2 separate regions of the Mus musculus genome follow, and region 1 is linked to region 2. Evidence: chromatin loops called from intact Hi-C (ENCODE). Cell type or tissue: heart. All regions are shown on one strand. Each heading gives the region's core, and the rest is flanking DNA. Links, peaks and the distances in the headings are about the cores only.

Region 1 (10,702 bases), core at 1,174-9,173, 510 kb before region 2:
ATATATGAATAGGTTTTGCTCTTGTATGTTTGAAATGTGATTGGTAAGGTTACACTCAGGGGTGGGACTTAGAAATGAATAGAGTAACAGAAGCTTCACTTCTCGACACATGATCACCTTTTTCCCCACCCACAGGCACTTATGACTCCTGAGATCTGATTGTGTTTGACAACTTGACTTCGTCTGGGATGGAGTTCCAGTTTCATTTCTGTGGCTCTGACACATAATCTGATATGAGGCAGCACGACTGAGGGGAGGGCTCAGTTTGGTTTACAATTCCAGGTTCCAGCCCCACATGTCGGGGAAGCCAAGGCAGAAACTTCAGCAGCTACACAGTCTATCCAGAGTCTACAACAGAAAGAGACAAATGGACCCTTGCTTGCTCAAAGATAGTTTTCTTTACTCATGCAGCACAGTCAGTGTCTATCCCACAAAATGGTACCACATTCAGGGAGGGTCTTCCACCCCACCTCAATGGAGACAACCCCACACAGGTGTGCTCACAGGTAATTTTCTATACAAGTTTCCTTCCCAGGTAATCCTAGGTTGCAGCAAGTTGACATTTAAAACTTAGGCATAATAGATGTCAGTGCAGAAGAATGTGGTTAAAATGCAAACTTTGAAGTAGTTATGTAAAGTTAGAAAGTGTATTTAGTTGTCCTGTTTGTAAAATCGTGGTAGTAATAGAATTTTCTCATGGGAGGAAGCTGAGGATGGCAATAATGTAGTTAATGTAAGCCAAGGAAAAATGCAGACATAGCTATCTCTGCAGCAGGTCTCTCTCTGGAACACTTCAGCCACAGCCAGCCAGCTCTGCAGCAGGCCCTTCTCTGGATCACTGAAGCCATAGACAGCCAGCTCTGGAGTAGGCCCCTCTCTGGAACACTGCAGCCATAGTCAGCTAGCTCTGCAGCAGGCCCCTCTCTGGAACACTGCAGGTGAAAGGGTTTTGCAGTCAAAGCATATCTTGGTGATTGGGCCCAAGGAATGACAAAATCACACCAAACAACAGACTTCTTGCAAGAGATTTATTGGGGAAGTGGGATGCAAAAAGGCTGCCTCTGAGCAGGGATAGAAGCATCAGCAGACCAGGTCGTGATGGCAGGTTTTATAGGGGGTAGAACATGGGAATAAGGAAAATACTCGACAATGGTGAAGGTGGAAACATGTCAGATTGGCACTTAGTGACGTGTATGGTCTTCAATGAGTTCAATGGTGTTGAGTCGTTGAAGACTGGGAGGAACCTGGTTCTGGAATGTGGGCAGGGAACTTTTAGTGGTTTTCATTATGTACAATAGCAGAAAGAGCCAGCCAGCACTGTGAAAGGTACTGCTCATTTCTTTGTACTTCTGTTGTCTCCATTGCTTCTAATTGATCATTTGCTTATTTTTAAGACACTTCAATTACTTTGATGAGTTAGTTCATTTCCAGAGCCCTCTCTCACGAACTGAAGTTGGGCTATGTCGGACGTAGCCAGTGTGAAAATAGTGACGTAGATTCTTCCTTCCAGAGACTTAAAAATATTTTGAAAGGAGTCTCTTGGTGCTAAGCAGCTGTTGTAGGTTTTCTCTTTGAGATTCCATAGTCTTTTTCTTTAATACAATATGAGAATTGGATAGAAGGTGGCAGGGGTTGTGTGTTCACTGCCTTCTTGATCTATTTCTGTGCAACCAATACCTCAACTCAAAACAGGACACTGTTACTTAGCATCTTCTGGAGCCAGAAGTCTGGGACAGCCTCTCAGGGCACTTCTGGCTTAAGCTTTCTGAGGAGTTACAGCAATGTTTTGGTCAGGACTGTGGTCTTGTCTGAGGGCTCAGCTAGAAGGGAGGAGATGTGTTCCAGCTGGCTCATGTGACTGGTGGCAGGTGTTTGTCTCTCATCATCTCTAAAGAATGCTGCACCACCTGCAACTGGTTTCATCCACCGTGAGCAAGGTGAGGGAGAGTGAGAAATCTTGCCTAAGATGAGAGCTATTATCTACTTCTACCTTCGTCATGGTACTCGAACCCCACTGCTCTTCCATGTTCTGTTTAATAAATAGAAGATTCTGGAAAGCAGTCTCTCCTTACATGGCACATTCTACAAAGGCTGATTAAAGAATTAGAATGTCAATGGTTACGGGGAGGTTGGAATGACGAAGGCATTGCATCTGCTTAAAAAGTGTCTTGGACTATCTTTAGCCCTCTAAGGAGCCCACATTTATAACTGACCTAACATTTCAGTGACTATCACCTGAGGCCTTTCAAATGCATTAACTTAGCATTCAACTACATCCCACCAACCCGAGAGCTAAGAACTTTATTATATACCATCAAGAACTATGGCAGCGCTTTCTCTGCTTTGCTGCAACCTATGACCACCAATGTAGTTTTTAAAAGTGTCTTGATTTGTGGCTGTCTTTGTTCTTTGGTTTTGCAGCAAGGAAATTTATTGAAACTGTTGCCATGCCAAAACATCGAATTTTGAGTACCCCTGAATCTGTGTTTTGGGGCTATTTGGCTCTATAATAAACTACCTCTTTCAGATGAGAACTGTTTTTGCTGTTTTTACGCTATCAGTTATAATTGAGCCAATAAACATACTACCTGCTTATTGGGAGGGGGTTAGGATGTGATTATCCTTAGGGTCAGGGGGAGGTTCTTAAGAGCTCTCCTAAGATATCCTGGTGAACATCTGCCAATCACCTATACCAATGATGACCCCTAAGTTCCCCCAAATTCCTGTGAGAAAATATAATCTCTTTGAACATTAAAGACAGGTTACCAGTCAGTAACAGGCAAGGTTAGGTTCCCTAAGAGTTTGTGAGCTTGCTCCACAGACTCTTTGGGAAGTCAAATTACTGAAGATAGGGTCTGGTACATCATAAGAGAAAAGGAAAGACGGTAAGAAAAAAAATATAAAGAAATGGATACGATCTGAGGGCAAGGTGGGAAGGAGACAGGTGCAGGAGACAAACACAGACCGAAGCTGAGTCCAGAAACACTAGGGCTGTCTACCAGCTACAGTAGTCTAGAGGGGGTAAGCACTGCATAAGATTCTCTTGGAGTTTTACTGGCACAGCCTAGCTGGAAAGAGAAAGGAGGGTGTGGAGCATAGCTTTCTAGATCTACCTGGACTTTGAGCATCAGAAATTCTTCAGGGAATGGGACACTGACAACAGCGGCCAATGTCTAGCCAGGCGAAATGGTGGGGGTATTTTGGACGTCTTCTGAGGGCCAAGAGAAGAGGTTTGGGGTCTGCTGAAAGGGTCCTCCATCTTCGCCTTTTTTTCCTTCGGCTATTCAACCGCCAAGAGGGTCTCTGGAGCCCCTCCGGATGCAAACTTCCCCCCAGGCAGCCTGTGGAAGTAGTCCATCACAGCCAGCCTCCAGCGTGGTTCCCCAGCCTGGCCAGCTGGCAGGAAGGCTGCCGAGGCAGCAGATCTGGCGAGAGACTCCTCAATCACATTTACATGTACGTGGTGCAAAAAGGGAAAGATAGGGGGGAAGGGAAGCCCTCCGGAATCCAAAAGGAAAGTCAGTAAGTACTCCACAATAAAAAAAAAAAGAAGAGAGTCAGCCACCAGCTTGATTTGTCTCGGATGTTCTCAAATCGCTGTCCTTAAAAGCTCTGCTTCCCCATCTTCCTTCTCCTCCCGTCATCCAATGCCTGAAGAAAGTCTCTAATTTTGCTTTAATTTGTGCCTTGGTTGCAAGAATAAAACAGAGCGTCACTGAAGCTCCGGCCCCTCCCCCTTGGCACTCTGCAGCTGCACTTCCTCAATGGCCCGATGCCGCCTTTCTCTCCCACCACTCCAGGTTCTTTGCCGAAGGAACCAAGCACCAGGCTTAGGGCGGCTTCCAAACAGACAGGCATCCAACGGTTGCCTTTACCCCTGTGAGCCCCTCAAGCTTCTCAGGAATGGGGGTGCAGATTCTGGTTAAGGGAAGAGCAGAGTGCAAGGGCCTGTTATGGTGTGGATACTGGAATCTCTCAAAACGTCAGTTAATCTTGGGCATCTTGCCAGGAATCGCGTGGAAGGAGATAGTAACAAATTTGGGTGTTTACATCATTTTTCAAGTAAAAGAATAAACACAGGCAGCCTCCTTATTTTCTTACACTTAAATCCTTTTGGAGTATCTGATGACATTGTTTCTCTGTTGGTTCCCAGGTCTCAAGAGTTTTGGTTTTCAAATACAGCCCTGGCTTGAACCAGAGGTGCCCTCAGGCAGAACCCTCCCTTCCAACCCTCAGGGAGGCTAATTTACTTCCCTTTTAGTAGCTTCCATTCTTGTCTCTACCAAGAAGGAGCACTGAAAAGCACTTCTAATTAATCTTTGTAGATTGCTATGCGATCCTGGGGGCTAAAGGCAGAGTATTATTAGAAAGTGCTGGCTGGGTGGGTAGCGGTCATAAAAAAACTAGGTGCTGACCAGATCACTTTTCAAGACATCACAGGTATTGGGAATGGTTGCAAGTGGTTTTATGTGATTGGCTGCTTCATAAGTCCTCAAGAAAATCATAGGGCAGCCACCTGGAGACATGAGCTCCACTTCTCTCCAGCAGGTGTCAGCACAAAGGATTTGTAGCCAGTTAAGCCTTGGCCTTTTTACTTCCACTAACCCCAGTGTACAATAGCCTGCCCTCACCCCCAGCTTTGCTTCCTGAAGCTTTACCTCTTGTGGCTTGTCATCACCACCATCACAAGAAAGTGAGGGTGTTAGCTTTTCAGCTAGTCACATCTGCACAGGCACATACAAGAAACCATATTCACATACTTTCCACTCCAGGATGACAGGGGTTTTAGTGTCTCTTAAAAGATTTATTTCATCGTAATCATGATGTCTGAATGTAGGGATGTGCACATGAGTGCAGGTTCCAGCAGAAGGAAGAAGAAAATAACCAGTGCCCTAGAGCTGGAGTTACAGGTGCCTGGGAACAGGGCTGCTGAGAACAGAATTGAGGCCCCGTGCAAAAGCAACAAATACTCTCACCCACTGAGCCATTGCTCCAGCTTTGTGTATATCATTGTATTGTACTGTTAGTTACTGTTAATCTCATACTATGACACATATGTCAGTTAAACTTCACAGATATGTATCCATAACCAAAACCCAGTCTGAAGAGGTTTTAACACTACTTGCTATTTCAGGCATCCCGTGAGGATGAAGGACGATAGCCTCTTGGAAAGGTACCTGGCCTGTGTGGTTTGAGCTCTGATAGAGCATCATCCACCATGGTACTTTTCTGGATCTAAGAAAACTAATCACTTGTGACTAAAATGAGCCCCCACAGCAAGGGGCATCTACATTGTTAGAAAGATGTGCACATAGTAGGTGCTCATATCACATATCCTAGTTGGAGACTTTAGGGACAAAGGAGTAATTGATTCTAGAGTGGAGATGAAAGACTTCACAGGGTTTGTCTATGGAGAACCACAGGGCAGAAACAACCCTTATGCAATTTAGGATAAATGGCTTGTTACTTAGTTCTGAGCCCATGCAAGGATTCAGCAAGTTTCTGCCTGGAAAATGTTCTGTGATGCGAAGGCACTGCTTCCTCTCTTTTTGAGTCTCCATCTGGGTTTAGCAGATATGAATTTACACTTCCTAGGCCACTTGGTCTGGTAACTAATTAAAATTTTTTTAAAAAATGTTCTTTGATCTGTGGAAGGCCGTGAGTCTGAAAGGACGGACAACGCACTTCCCCGATTTGTGCAATCACTAGGGTTCTTTTTCTGGAGGCGTATGAAAAATAGCAGGTGAGGGCAGTATATTGTCTTGTGTTAACACAGTGCTAACAGATATTTTGCCTTAATACAGCATGAAAAAGATACCTTAGATTTACTGTTTTAATATCTATTTGCTACAAGGATTTTACAATTAGATAATGGGACATCTGTGTGATGTATTAGGGAATATAAGGTGCTGAGTTACCGCTAAGGGGCTTGAAACTTCTCTGAAACTATTTAAATTCTAGGTACAGAGAGATGAGACAGACTTCTCTTCTTCCCAGGGCCAGCAGGATGGCATTCCGCATAGGAGTCCTAATCCAATTGGAAAACCCAAGAACATAATCCCTTCTGTTGGAACTAAGGGCTCAGAGACCAGCTTCGAATATAACTTCCCAGGCACTGTGGAAACAGGTTAGTGATGCACTGGATCATCAAAGGGAGCAAGGCAGACTGGACTCCACATGTAAAGGGGAGGCACTGACATCAACCTATCCAGCTCCATTTGGAGCCATTGTCCCTAAGGAAACTATCCTACTGAATTTCCTTAAGATCCTGGTTAAAAGGAACTCTCAGACAGCATAATAAAACCTGGGAAAGGAGAGAGTTGAAGATCATGACGTGTCACACACACACACACACACACACACACACACACACAGAGAGAGAGAGAGAGAGAGAGAGAGAGAGAGAGAGAGAGAGAGAAGCTTAACTCTAATGTTATGTGCATTACCCCCGGACTCATTAAGTCAGAGAAGAGGTTATCTTCTAGTAGATAAGGGGAATGTACCAATGATAATTATAAATACACACTGTGGTCAAAGATTGTGACAGCTAATTTTGGCTGTCAATTTGACACACCTAAGGAATTGACTCTGTCAGATTGTCAGTGGCCATGTCTGTGGTGCATTTTTGCTAATTATCAGTTGATATAGGACAGCCCAGCCCACTATGGGTAGTGCTATCCCTAGGCCTGTGGGCAGGGACTGGGTAAAAATAGTAACTGAACAAGCGAAAGCAATCAAGCTAGTAAGCAATGCTTTGTCACTGTCTTTGCCTCAATTCCTGTCTCCAGGTTCTTGCTTGAGCTCCTCCCTGTCTTCCCTCTTAAGGATGGACTACAACCTGTAAACTGAAATAAAGTCTTCCCTCCACAAGTTGGTTTGGATCAGTTTGTTATAACAGCAAGAGGCAGCAAACCAGGACAGAGATGGATTACATATGTGACGGTGGTATCAGAAGATTGTTGGCCTCCTGGGGTCTTAGCCACCTTAGTTTGCATGGTTCCATTATGATGTCTACACACTAGAAATCACCTAAGACACTGTGCTCAGAAGGCCTCCATGAGGTCAAACAGGGGCTGACGGTAATGTCATGGATAAATCACAGAGCATGAACTATGTAGCTGAGAGGCTCCATCCTAAGCATCCTAAGTGCTTTGAGATCATTCACCATTGGTCAATCATTGAGTAAAAAATTATATATATATATATATATATATATATATATATATATATATATATCATATATATAATCATATATATATATGATTCCTATGCTCAAACGAGACAGGATTATCCAGAATAAAAAAAAATAACAAAGCAGAACAGAACAAAGCAAAAGACAAACAAACAAACAAAAAACAAAAACCTAATAGGTACAATTTAAAATTCAGGCAAGTGCAAGGCTTAACTATGAAGTTAACTTTAGCACTATCTTCCTTAAATTTAGAAGTGCTACTGCTAGATTCTATAAAAATCTGAGGGGTTCATTTACATATAGTTAGCATTCTGGAGGCAGAGACCAATGAGAAGTGAGGAGAGCTAGACACTTTCTGCCATGTTTCTCACTTCCTGCAGGGTGCCAGTCAGTGTCCATTCTTGTCCATAGTTCCCTTTGCAAGGCTATTAGTGTTGTTCATTTAGAAAAGATCTCAGAGTAGAGAACACAGGCAGGGGTGTGGCTTTAGAAGTAGTCAAGCTGCTTCACTGTGGGGCTGAGTTACAGGGCTTACCCTTTGCTGCAATAGGTTCTTTGGGAGTTAGAGAGGGTTGGGACCTCTCACTCACCTCCATTTGCACAGTGACAGATCACAGTCTCTTGGCCGCACTTCCAAGGAGATGCAACTCAGCTCCCAGAGGGAGATTTTGAAATCCCCAGTATGAAAGGCCTCCACAGAACAGCATCAGTATGTTTTCCTTTGAGACAGAGAGCATGCCTGGGGGCTTAGGGTGTTTAGGGGAAACAGCTTATCCAGAGAATAAGCAGGGAAAGTAAGGACCTGGTTGGGGCTTTGGATGAAGTGTAGGCTTGGAAGCATCCCTTGGGTACCTAACAGGAAAGAAGGCTTATAGTGGCCACTTTTTGGGACTGGCTCCAGCAAAATGGAGTCTCTAGTGCTAAGTACCACAGAATCAAGCTGAAGTAGAAATTGGGTCACTTTTTCAAAAAGAAAGAAAGAAAGAAAGAAAGAAAGAAAGAAAGAAAGAAAGAAAGAAAGAAAGAAAGAAAGAAAGAAAGAAAATGACAAGTATTTGACACTTATTGAATGTCTGTCTGCCTGTTCCTTGAAAATTTCAGTCGCATTATGGTCTTGCTCTTGGGGGCTGGAGGGAAAGATCAGTGTCTACATTATGGATAAAGAAGAGGACAGGGGTGAAGACAAACAGTATGGGGGAGGAGACTGCAGAGTGCTAGCTGCTGAGACCTGGGATCTGTGCAAACAGACACATGGGAGAGGGAGTATGCTCTTGGGATGATGGGGATGAGTGAAAACAAGATCCAGCCTAGAAGATTGACAAAGGGTGGCCAGAATGAAAAGGCATTCTTTTTCTGAATATGATTGTGATGTGTCTCAAATTCCATTCTCTTTAGCAGTGACTAGGACATACAGCATATAAAAGTTCCTATCCACCCCTGATTTTTGTATACCCACGCATCAAGAAGAACCCCATCTCTCACCTTCTGACAGCCTCCATGACTTCATTAGAGAATTTCTATGTCTCCTGTGATTGTAGTTTCTAGAGTGTAAAAGGTTCATGAACCCAATCACTAAGGACAAAGAAATGGGATCCTTTTTCCTCCCAACTCTATAAGAAGAGCAGTCATATTAATGAATGTGACAAGCCTGAAGGAAAGAAAACTCCACTTATGTTCCTGAATTTCAGACTTAAGATAAAGAAAGCCATTGCTTATTGTCAGCCTTGTGATCCAGAGGCGATCAGGAAGTCAATTCAACCACATAGTCTCCTGCTGATCCTTGTGCTCTCAGCCACTTTTTCCCCTCTGGTGGGGCAGTTTTTTTGAAAGCAGTCATCTTATGAGTTATTAGCCCTGCCGATCAGCCCTAACCTACCCCACCCACCCACCCACCCACCCTCCTCCCACTGGATCCTGAATAAAGGTGTCCAAGCCTTTATGCTGTGCCGTTCAGATCCCATTTTTCTCTGTCCATAACATGATCTACAGCTGCCCTCTGAGGGCAGGGTGGCAGGTGGGTGGGAGTGGGCCAAATCACCATCTATGGCCTCAAAGTCCTGATGTGTAATCACAACTCAGCCATAGACTGTAATATGGCTATAAAGATCTCAGAACCACAGTATATGAGAGTTATGCCTGAAATGAAGTCCAATCTGTGATAAAAACAGCCAGCATTAATGCCACAAATATGTGACAGCGGGCAGAGAAATGACTGATTGGGGATGTTTATAAATATAGAAAGTGAGCTGCTCATGGCTTCCAATAGAGGGGGTTAGCAAAATGAAGACAGATGGCAGGCGATTAGCTCTCACATTCCTTTATGGCTGCCAATCGACTGATGGCTTACTGCTCAGCTCCATCACTAGCCTCCCGATGGGACCCTCCAGGTACTTTATAGAGCCAGTCTCTATTTCCTGAATGGTTCACCTCTCAGAGAACCACTGCTTGTTTCCCAGGGATGAGCTCTACAAGGACAGCAGAGTAAGCTGGTACCCAGGGAGACATTCCAAAGATGGCATTGATCCGTTAGAAAGACAGCCAAAATCCTGGGGCTTGCTCAACTGTTTCATGGCAGTTTTCATAGAAATATAGGCTATCATGTTGGGAGAATTTGGAGACTCCTTTCTAGCCTAGCTCTTTAAGTAATTCTGGGATACCCCAAACCTTCTTATCCAAGTTGATGAGACCCATACACTTTCCCAAGAGAATCCATCCTTCTTTGGTTTGTGTTGACCTCATTGAGAATGAAAGGGTTTTGGTTTTTGTTTTTCCCTAGAGCTTCGAGTCTCTGGTCTTAGGCAGGTTTTACTCCCTCTTTTCCATCCTGCATAACAAAGTTTTATCCTTCAGCCTGTTAGAAGATTGTACTTTCAGCTTGGTCACCACTGTGCTTCTCATTTGAGGATCATTCCACTCTCAAATACTGTAGATTTCAAGGGCAATATCTCAACACTGCCCACCTCCCTCCATCAGTTGCTAGCCTAACTCTATCCTTGTATTCTGTTTGAACCCTTAGATACAAATTTTGTCCTTACATTCTTCAGACTCGCTGCTATACAGTTCTGGTTCCTGTCTCTCTGGCTTTCTTCTTGTGACTATCTTGCAAAGCTTCTGAGCCTTGAGCATGTCGTGAACAGTATGTTCTACTTGGATCATATTAACTTTCTCTCCTAAGGGCAAATGGTCCTGCCTAGATCCTTCTCATTACAGCTGTGAACTTAGTGCCAAGTTGTGGAAAGGAAAGAGTAAACATTTATATTGCCTTATGGAACTAGATCCTTTTGATGACACTGTAAGATGAGTAGCTATGGACTTAGCTCTATCTATACATGCAGAGACTGGGACACAGAAAAGTCAGATAATTTCCTTATAGCTAACAGCCAGTGAATACCAAAGCTGGGTTGTTATCCCAAGTAGTCTTGAATCTAGGCATTGCTTTATAAATACTTTGTTACTTATATCTGTTTCCACCCTTGAAAACTTGCCAGTCCTGACCTGACATCCTTTCTT
Region 2 (10,702 bases), core at 1,210-9,209:
ACTGAAGCAGCAAACACAGAATCTGCATGAGTCTGAGCTAGTTCCTCTGCATATATGGTGTGGTTGTTCAGCTTGGGGCGTTTGTGGAACTCCTAACAGTGGGAGCAGGGCAGTCTCTGACTCTTGGGAGAATCTATCTCAGACTCTTGCCTGCTCTAGGTGGCCTTTTTCTCCTACTGGATTGCTTTCTCCAGTTTTGATATGAGAGTTTGTGCCTAGTCTTATTGTATCTTGTTATGTTATGTTCTGTTGATATCAGCTAGAAACATGTTCTTTACTGAAGGGAAATGGAGGAGCAGTAGATCTGAGGGAGAGGAGAAGTGGGAGACAGGATTGAAAGAAGTGCAGGGAGGGGAGGCTATGGTCGAGATGTTTTGTATGAAAGAAGAATGGGGAAATAAACGGCATCCTCATTTAACAAGAACCCCATAAATATTTATTGGCTTATCCTAGGTTCCCTGGAAAACTGAGTTCCTGTGTTGACTCTTGATGGGGAAATGGGGTAAAGGAGACCTCAGAAACAAGAATGGGGGAGAAAGAATGGAAACATCCAAAAGGGGAGTGCAAGGTCATGCTAGCATAATGCTGTGGTTGCTCCACCAGTGCAACTTTATGCATGAATAATCCAAAGGAAGTAAAGACTGAGTACTTTTATCTCCCATCAAAGTTCACAGAGCATTACTTCGCCACCCTGAGTTGTAAGACCAGATACCTCCCTATTACCCTGGACAATCCAGAGCCCGTATGTCAGTTCATCTGACTAAGACCTAAAAGTTTGCTCAGGGAAGTATCTAAGACTTTGGATGATGGAGCAACAGAAGTGGTCCGGTGGCTTTTGGACATCCACTTGGTCTGCCTTGGTTCTTATTATTACTTTCCCCAGACTGTTATTTTCAAACGTGCACATTGATCCACATGTACATTGATCCACCTTTTCTGCTCACCAAGCTGCCTGGTTATTATCCATCTGGTCCTGAACAGAAGTTTCACTCCTATTTTCTGCTCCAATCACAGGAACACTAGATTAAAGCTCCTTCGCTGAATTGAATTTCAATTCCCTGAAAGGATCACAGTGAATCTATGAGAAGAAATGGATATGTGGCAAAGAGCAGATGTGTGGTCAAGATTAATAGGAGAGTTTCACTTTGAAACTAAAGATAGTCTATTTCCTACCCAGGATTTCTATCCTGGGCAGGAGCTGGAAAGTGGCCCATGAAGGAGAAAGTAGGCTATCTTCTCCTGAGTCTCAGTGCTGGCCATTGAATCTGGAAGCTTCCACACCAGAGGCAAAAAAGGCTCATACTAATAGGAAGTGCCTCACGCTGGTGTTCTAGAAGCAGATTGGATACTAAAACTCGGAGCATAAGACGTCCATAAAAGATCAGCAACTATGAGAGAAGGGTAATTGAGGTAAGAAAGGACAGAAAAAGATCTATGATACAGGATCAACAAAGCTTAAGCTAATTGTCTGCCACGCTCTCTTGTGTTGGACACAAATGGTCAGCGTGAGTCCATTATGATGTCTCTTTCTTGTTATGAAACAGACTATGTCAGAAGTAACATGATTCCGATGAGGTTACTCTTTCAACTGAGACCTGCCCTAGAGATGAAACAGAAAGTTGCTTATCTCATTACTTGGATGATGTTGTCTTGAAGAGGAGCTGGGTTATACATCTGCATCTCCTGTAGCTAGCATAGGTCTCTTTGCCACTTGGACCCATTTCTCCATTTGAATTCATGTAGCATTCAGAAGTCTGGTCAACCTGTCTTCTAGAGAAGCATAGGACACAGAGGCTGCTAGAACAATCATGGTGTGTTGGTCTCGATTTGCAACTGAGTCTCATAATAACTATACTCCACAACCCAATGTAGATGTCTTTAGTTACCACCTCTCTCTAAGTCACAAAGACATAGTCTGATATGACTCTAATCCAAGAAGGTTCTGTGCTTTGCTGGTGAACATGTGACATTTGGGAGTTTTCTTGTTGGACCTGTCTATTTGCAGTTTCAATTAGACAGGGCAGCAATACTTAATCCCATGTATATTGCCTTCTGACCCATTGTTCTTGACAGCCCACCCCCTTCTAATTACAGGATGATTTACATACACTAAAGAGGGCACTCCTCTTCTTGTCCATTAATTCATTAACACAAGGTGCCCAAGGTACTAAGGCTGCAACCGCAGCTTATAATTCAGTGGAAATTCAGCCATAGTCCAAGGTGAAAGCAAAACCAATAATACCAAGGCCTCTAAACCTGCAGATCCTGGAGTTGCACAGATTTTTCTATTTCCACAAGGCCTATCCTAGTGAAACCAGTCTTGTCCCCACTCCATGTGAAAGTTTTTGAAGGGAGAATGTATGACATCTTTGAGGATATCAGCCCACCTGTCATAATGTGGCCTAAACAAGTACTTCCAAGATTCATGTGGCTTGCGCCAGTGTTCCGGGAGTTCAGTGACTAGTAATGAGACATGAGCCTGATTCCTTTGGTCATCCCACCTTCACCATAAGCTGGGTTTGCAGGGTTATCACAATGAAATGTGCGATTCTGATAGAAGTGTTGACTGAGACCAGAGTGTCCATCAAACTCACACCTTTATTGTGTGTCTGAAATTGAAAACTGGGCTCTTTCAGGATAGAAAGGACCTAGTACGAGTGAATGTGTCACCAGTGCCCAGGTGCCCTCCTCAAGGAATCATAGTACTTGTCTCGGTTATTGCCAGGTTGAACAAAGCAGTAACACAAGTAAGCCTTCATAAGTGGGACCCTGTATTGTTTGGCTCGGTGCATGACTTCGTCTTTGACACTGTGGTCATTCCATTCCTATGTCTATCCCTACTATCTCCTTGGTGAGTCATTCTTTTGTCTTTGAAGTAGTTTCCTCTTCACTGGAGCTCGAAGATGGGTAGATAGTAACACATATCCAAAAGACCTTCATATAGAATTGCTCCTATATACCCATTTGAATACCCCCACCCTAGAAATCCAAGTCCCAGGTCTTCTAATCCTTGTTTCCCCAGCCTAACCAGTCAGTCCGGATTCCAGGGATGTGTAATCAGGGTCTAGTCCTTGGAGTAGCAGCTGCTTATTTGGAGCAGTTAGCAAGTCACTGAGGCTTTCCTCCTCCACCTGGCATGTACAGGCTTCGTTCTCAGCTTCCACTCAAAGACTTGAGTTTCTGTGTCTGCAACTAAAGATGCCCTCTGGCATCTACACCTGGCTATAGTGGCCCATTACTCTCAGCTGTTTATTTTCATCTTGTAGAGTGTCAATAACCCTTAGCAACCGCCATCCAATCTGCTATCCTTGGAGCTAACATTCCCTCTGCCTTTCAAATGCCTGTTACACTGTACCTACGAGCACCTTCCCCTTCTGCCAGTGAGGATGTAGGTGTCAGCTGCTAGAGCCCACTCTGTGCCATAGGCTTCTGGAGTCCACTCCACCAGAGAGATCCTAGTGTCAGTCAGGAAATAATTTACCTCAGACAACAACTTAGAACCGTCACAGATTAGCGCCACCAGAGATTGGGTTTCTTAAAAACGACTCATGGAGTTTAGGGCATGATGTATAGCCAAGAGGTCGATAGCTGTGAAAAGGCAATGAGAAAGAAGGCCTGGGAAGAATGGGAGCTATATTGTATTGCTGATGAAGTGTCATCCTCCTTCAAAGAGCTCTAGAATGGCCATTACCCAAAAGCCTTTCCCTTGGTCAAGCTGTGGAGCTGGGTCTCTGTGCTGCCACTTGGCGATGGAGCTAGCAGAGGTGAGCCAGCCCTGCAGATGAGCCAGATACTGCAGAGGAGGAGGACCTGGGGAAGATTGTCGAGGCACACTCCACAACTGAGTAGCCTTTTCTAAGGACAGCACAGCACTTTCCCATGCCGAAACAACATGCCAGCCTTGGTTTAGGTATTCCTAGAATCCAAGGCTCTGCTCTGATTAGGAGTCCTATGCTTTGCCCAGAGCCTCTTTATCAAATGTCTCCTCACCTTCAGGGTATGTATTTACCATGTATAGCATCTGTATACTTTATGAATATTTCACTTTGTAGGGAGCTTCCCCCAGGCTTCAAGCAAAATGCCATGTGCCCTGCGGGTCTTCATTTAGATAATAATTAACTAAAGGGGAGAGAATGAGGGACCTGCTGTGAGCCTCAGAGTCCTCTCTCTCTCTCTCTCTTTCTCTCTCTCTCTTTTCTTCTTCTTCTTCTTCTTCTTCTTCTTCTTCTTCTTCTTCTTCTTCTTCTTTTTCTTCTTCTTCTTCCTCCCTTTCTCCCTCCCTCCTATCTTCTATCCCTTCACAAATAACAGAGAGAGAGAGAGAGAGAGAGAGAGAGAGAGAGAGGTGGGGGGAGAAAGAAAGAGTGCCAGTCTCTTCACCTGGGGGTATCAGAGGGATTGAATGGCCCATGTTAGCACTGTGGAGCTTACAACTTCTATTGGGAAACTTACAAGAAAAGGTGAGTTCAAGGACCCATGTAAAGGGCTCTGGCAGAGATATTTCCTGAGGCTTTAGTAACACTGGGGAGGGGGTGTTATAGACCTTTCAGGGTCAGGTCAAGTTTAAGCATGGAAAAAAATGTTTGTTTTTTTCAGACAAGAAAAATTTTCTATTCTGTGTGACCTGGTGGCAGCATGGCCCGAGGGGCTGAACATCTGGGTGGGGTAGAAACCACCTCCTGGAGGTGAGGACCCTGGGGAACAGGAGCAGAATGTGTCAGGAAGGGGTGTGGCCAGGTGTCCTGAAGTCTTTGAGGCTTTGACACTGGTGAGGACCATAGCACATGGAACAGGAGGAGTCTGGATCCGTAGAATGTAAGGACTGCCACCACACTTTAGGTGAGAATGGCAGGATTATAAAAAAACAACAGCAGCAGTAGTAAATAAAACATGGTGGGCAGAAAAGTAGGCGGAAGTGAAATTGACCAAATCCAGTACAACTGGGAGAGTGAGATTGTCAGGTTTGGGCCTGAGAAAACATAAAATAACAGAGAGGGCAAGTCTGGAGCTAAGCATCTGGGTCCCATTCTACACACAGTAGGACTGCCACTGTCTAATTTGGGGCTCCATGATGCACACAGTAGGACTGCCACTGTATAATTTGGTAGAGATCTACAGAAAGCAGTTGCATGTATGGGTTTAACCTTGAATACACTAATAGAAAACTAAAATGTTAGACGTTCCTTCCTTCCAGGTACTGCAGCCACACCCTCCTGGTGCCTTTTGCTGCTGGAGAGAGAAGTGACGAGCAGGATGCTAGGATACATAAGTTATCTGGATTTTAAACCTGGCAGAAAGAGTCTAGAGAATATAGAAGAAATTAAAACCTATTCAGAAGAGTTTCTACTTAAATCTCTCCCTTAGCCCTTCAACACCAGGAAGTGGAGAACAAAGAATGCCAAAGTGGAGCTTTTAAATAAATCATAATTAGTAGCACACATGGGCTCAGTGTGGGCAGGCAATTAGACCGCTAATTGTATAAAGTGGAGAAAGGCAAAGTATCACCCCAAAATGGGAGGTTCCCAGCAACGTCAGAGATGCCCTGAAGTAACAAAGGCAACCAATGGGGCACAACTAGACTTCTAATGAATGTGTGTGTGTGTGTGTGTGTGTGTGTGTGTGTGTGTGTGCGCGCGCGGGAGCAATAGCGGCTGGACTCTAACTAGAGGGGAAATGGAGTCTCCTAACAAAGTACCACTCTCTTCATGTGCTGCCCTCCAGCCCAGAGACTCAGGCTTCACAGCTGCCCAAAGCCCCTGGGGGCTGGACATATGCATTGCACGGGTTCCACCTAGTGGTAGACTCTGGGAGTACCTTCACAACGTCTTAGCCTGGAGATACTGGGGTTTCTAACTCAGTGGTACAAAACCTGAGTACCCAGCAGGAAAGTTCTGTGTGTAGAATAGAGGCAATGCTTGCTTCTTCGTGTCCTGAAATACTTGTAATCCTGAATACCCGTTAACAGAGGAATTATAAAAGTAATTGCTGCATGGGTGCTAATTGCTGGGTTGTTTTGTTTCTTCATTCTTCTTTTTTCTTCTTCTTCTGCAATTTAATTAACTTTGTCTGCGGCCTCCTGCCCTTTGTAGGGTTAGCAATTTAATTGCAGTTTCCTTCTTCCTGTTATTCCTTTGCTGTCACGAATGCAAAAAAAAAAAAAAAAAGAAAGAAAGAAAAAAAAAAAAGACTGATGAAAGAAAGGGGTCTTGGTTCTACCAGACAGCTCACTTCATATAGGTATCAGCCTACATGGGGAAAAAATCACTATGGAAAAACCTTAGAAAAAGGAAAAACCTTAGAAAAAACAAGCAGTCGGAAGAGAAGCCTGAGATTATTCCAGAAGCTCTCCACCAAGCCCCCCAAGAAGATGTTTCATTGTTTTCTCCTTCTGACATTTGTTTAAACACACACACACACACACACACACACATACACACACACACCACTAGCCAAAGACACTGAAAGGAAAAAGACTAGACAGAGGCCAAGCAAAAAAGATGACAGGGTTAATGTGGTCAGTGTTTGGGTAGAGGGAAGAAATTGAGGGTGAACTGTTTATTGTATGTGGATGATATTCTGAACTGCTGGGTCTTGGAAAGATGGGAGCTGCTGACAGGTTTGGGGGGCAGCAGCTACTCAGCAATCCCCCAGGCTCAGCAAAGCCTCCCTGTGGGAGAGGATCACAATCTTCCACGCATTGTGATGCTGCCATGCTAACGTGCAAAACAAGTTGTTTGCTGGCCCTGCCCAAGGTGACTCAAGGATAAAGAAGGGAGTGCGTGTAAGTAGACCCTCTCCTGTGACTTGCACTCTGAAATCAGAAGAATAATGCAAAACGGAGAGGCAGAGCAGAGGCAGAGCAGGGCATATCTCTTCGCCTGGCAGGCAGATTGGCTGCCAAGTCTCCCCACTCTGTCTGCCTGACACAGACCACATCCCTCAAGAATAGAACTCTGCTCAAAATTTAAATGCTCTACCCCCTCTGCAGGTGTATGCAGGAAGCGGGGTGTTGGCAACAGTTCTGATGGAGAGCGGTAGCCCGGGTACAAAGAGACAGCGGATACAAAGCTGTTTCGCCCTATGAACAGCTTTATGTGAAATCAGGAATCAAACTACAAGAAAAGCAAGAGAGCTCCAGCAAAAACTTTCCCTGGGCATAAAAACGAGTCGAACTGAGCAAAATCATAAATGCAAACCATCCACATCACCTTTGCCACAGGGGACGAGGCCCCAGAATAGAATTTAATGCCAAATTAAATGTTCCATCTACCTCTCCCAGCAACACAGCTGTAAAACTAGAAAACAAATCAAGGCCACTGCTACTGTTGCTGAAGGATATTGGCTGATGGAGCATAAATAAGTGTATAGTAACCGATAATCTGGGCATGGGAGGCCTTGGGCTTAGGAGGTTTAGAGAGAATAAGCAGGTAGCCCTCACAAGGGGCAGATCTTAGAATCAAGGGTATCGATTACGTTTCTTTTCCTTCTGGCAACTCACTGTCTAAGAAGAGGTTTAGAAGTCCCAAGACTTTAATCAGTTTGATTGGAAGACCATAGAATCTAAACAAAACACCTACATAGTGGTACTGGGAGAAATTTCTAAGGCAGGGACTGCTATCAGATTAGCAATGGTTTCTCCTGCTTGCTTTGACAACTGTTTCCCTGTCACAGACAAGAGGATGTGCACAGTTAACAGTCATCTTGGACTTGAACTTGGATCCTGGTTCCAATCTGGTTCCCATCTTCCCAAATTCTATAGCCTCAGGGCAGGATCTCTAGACAGAACCTAAACCCTGCAGTCCTTTATATCAATGTAGAATTGGGCAGGAGATTCACAAAATTCCTTTCTGCTCTATTATTTGAGGGGGGAACACTTTGAAAAAGATAAAGAACATCCTGATAGGACATGGAAACCAACGAAGCTCATTCTCTGGGTGATGACATCGTCATGCTTTCTGTCCTGAATTCTGTTTTGTTGTTGCCTTGCAAAGGAATCTCTTCTGTGTGTATGTGTGTGTGTGTGTGTGTGTGCGTGTGTGTGTGTGTACTAAACATATATATAAACATACATATTATATATACTAAACATATATACATATATACATATATACATATATACATATATACATATATACATATATACATATATACATATATATATATATAAACACTAAACGTATATAAACATAATATGTTTAGGGTATATATACACATATAACCATATGTATATGTTTAGTATACATATACACACATGTGTATATATACACATATTTATCATATATGTATGATATATATATTGTGTATCTATACATATATATACTATAAAACATATATTTTTAAAACGAAAACAAAATTTCCCTCTAGTGAAAATGCATTCATTTACCTCATTTTCTAATTCCATTTCTGAAAATCTCACCCTTGAGAGTGAATTGTAAAGAATCAGATACCATTTTTGCTGTAGGAAGATTGCTATAATTGAGAATTGTGTTCCACATCAAGAACTTGGCATCTGATAAATCACAGACGTCACTAACAACATGATGTAAGAGCAGACACTTAACTATAAACTTCTATAATCATTTAAAATAGTAAAATTGTGCTCCAGCTCACATAAAATGGGCATAAGTGTATTGTACGTGTTGATTATACAAGAGACCCCAATGTGCCATAAAATGTAGATAGACTGCATAAAACTCTAACATTAGCTGACGATAAATTCAACCTAAAGCCAGCATAGTTGCTGGAACGGATTTAATTAAACATTAAGTGAACAATGATGTGGTTCGGAAGCTTTTGTCTCTTTGTAGATGGTCTTGAGCTGATTTGGCCACTTAGTTTGTCTCATAAACCACAAAAGCCAGCTTCAGCTGCTGTCTTCCTTCTCCTTCTGGTGAATCTCATAACAAGCATGGGGGAAGGTTGAACTGGTCCACAAGTGGGGCCATCTCAAAGTAAGAGAAGAGAGGTCAAAGCCCATACAGTAGCCTGTGTATTGGATGATAATGTGGTGACATTTTCCCCCAAACAAACATCACTTAAGTGAAAGCTTATCTAATGTAACTCTCTTTCACCTCTTCTTGTCCCTTTGCATGGTTTAAAAGTTGGACTCTGTGTTGGACCAAATATAGGCCAGCCAATAAGAGAATGGTAAGTGCTAATTAAATCACTCCACATGACACTGTTGACAGCCATTAGAGACCTTCACACCTTATCAGGAAGCAGAAAACAATTACAAGTCATTAGAATGAACTTTTAAAAGAATTTTAAAACACTGTCTCAAATATAAGACAGTAATAGAAATGTTTCTTGACTATTTACAATGTTTGTGGAAAACAACATAAATAATTCCTCATCTTTTCACAAATGTTACCGTTTAAACTGTTGTGTAATTGGATTATCATAGCTATCCCATTACAGAAATGTCAGGCACTGTGATTTCTTGCTTTATGATTGAGCAAACAAAATATTAGTGGTTTTAAGGTACTTCTTTGGGTTAAAAAAAAAAACTACAGTGAAGTATTAAGAACTGAGAAATTGTTAGGAAAGTGGCAAGCACTATAGTTCCTGAATGAGTTCATGAATCATAAATAATAATAATGATGATGAAAGGCCAACTAGAGGCAGCATTTCAAGTAAGAGCCCCTTCATATATGCAATTTATTTTTAATCTCTGCAGGTCTATCACACCAGCCAAGATACTCTCTCTCTCTCTCTCTCTCTCTCTCTCTCTCTCTCTCTCTCTGTGTGTGTGTGTGTGTGTGTGTGTGTGTGTGTGTGTATGATGTGGTGTGGTATGCTTGAGATAGTCTCCCTATGTAAGGTAGGTTGGTCTAAAACTCTTGATCCTCTTGCCTTAGCCTTCAAATGCTGAAGTCATGAATACATACCTCTTATGTTCTACAGAATCCTCCCCAAAAACTAATTACCTGGTTTGTTCAGAAACACTTCCCTTGTTTATTCTAATCTGTTTCCTAGGATATCAAAGGCTATACCAAATCTTTCCAGAAGAGAATACAAATATTTGAAGATAGCTTTCATGTTTCTTGTTCATATGACATTATCTTTAGACCTTTGTCCTCCTAGTGACCAAGTTATGTCACTTTTCAAATCAAATACCGAAAGTTTAAGAATACCATGAAAAGTATATAATAGTCTAAAATGTCTATTAACACAGCTTTCTGTGAAGTTTTCATTAACATAACTTAGATAACGGTCATTTTTGGCAGGCACATCATGGTGCTGGCTCTTGTTAGGTTTCATCAAAATAAAATATCTCCTTTTTTGCTAGAATGTGCAATTGAGCCAGTTCCCTCCTATCATAATCATATTAGGTTGTGACATTTGCAAATTTGAAAGGCATATCTTTATGTGTTCAGTGTGGTTCTCAACAGGACTGTTAATGAAATTTTGGACAGGAAAATTCTTTGTTGTATAAGAGGCTCCCACAAACTGCAAGATGCAATTAAATATTAGTGACAACATATTATTATCATTGTGACCATCAAAATCACCTCATATTCTTCCGTAAGCCTCCTAGGAAAGAGATTTCATGGCAATTGGGAGTCTTGATCAAATTATCCATCAACCTGTTGCAGAAAGAACACAGGCCTGTGTCATGTCAGCACAAAGTTCCTTAAATGAGAAGGTGGGCTAATGGCAGACCCTGAATGAATGTGATTTCATCCAGGTACTCCAGCATATA

The links. A loop is a pair of places that touch in the nucleus more often than their neighbours do. Peaks named below come from ENCODE experiments on the same cell type or tissue, not always from the same donor. Only the 100,000 strongest peaks of a DNase experiment are listed, where the experiment ranks them.
Region 1: a loop joins it to region 2, with 4 times the contacts of the local background. A loop is called at or near these places in 3 of 42 quality-filtered maps.

What each region holds. Positions count from the first base shown.
Region 1 is chr9:29,747,039-29,757,740 of GRCm38, forward strand. It overlaps a transcript of Ntm not described here. Among named protein-coding and RNA genes, the nearest start is that of Gm15521, 120 kb to the left of the region's middle. In heart, for the core only: a CTCF peak has its summit at 4,549 (motif pointing right); DNase peaks (open chromatin) are centred at 3,393 and 3,693; H3K4me3 peaks cover 825 bases; H3K27ac peaks cover 617 bases.
Region 2 is chr9:30,259,208-30,269,909 of GRCm38, forward strand. No RefSeq gene overlaps it. Among named protein-coding and RNA genes, the nearest start is that of Gm26435, 27 kb to the right of the region's middle. In heart, for the core only: a CTCF peak has its summit at 5,801 (motif pointing left); no DNase peak of the experiment used is centred there.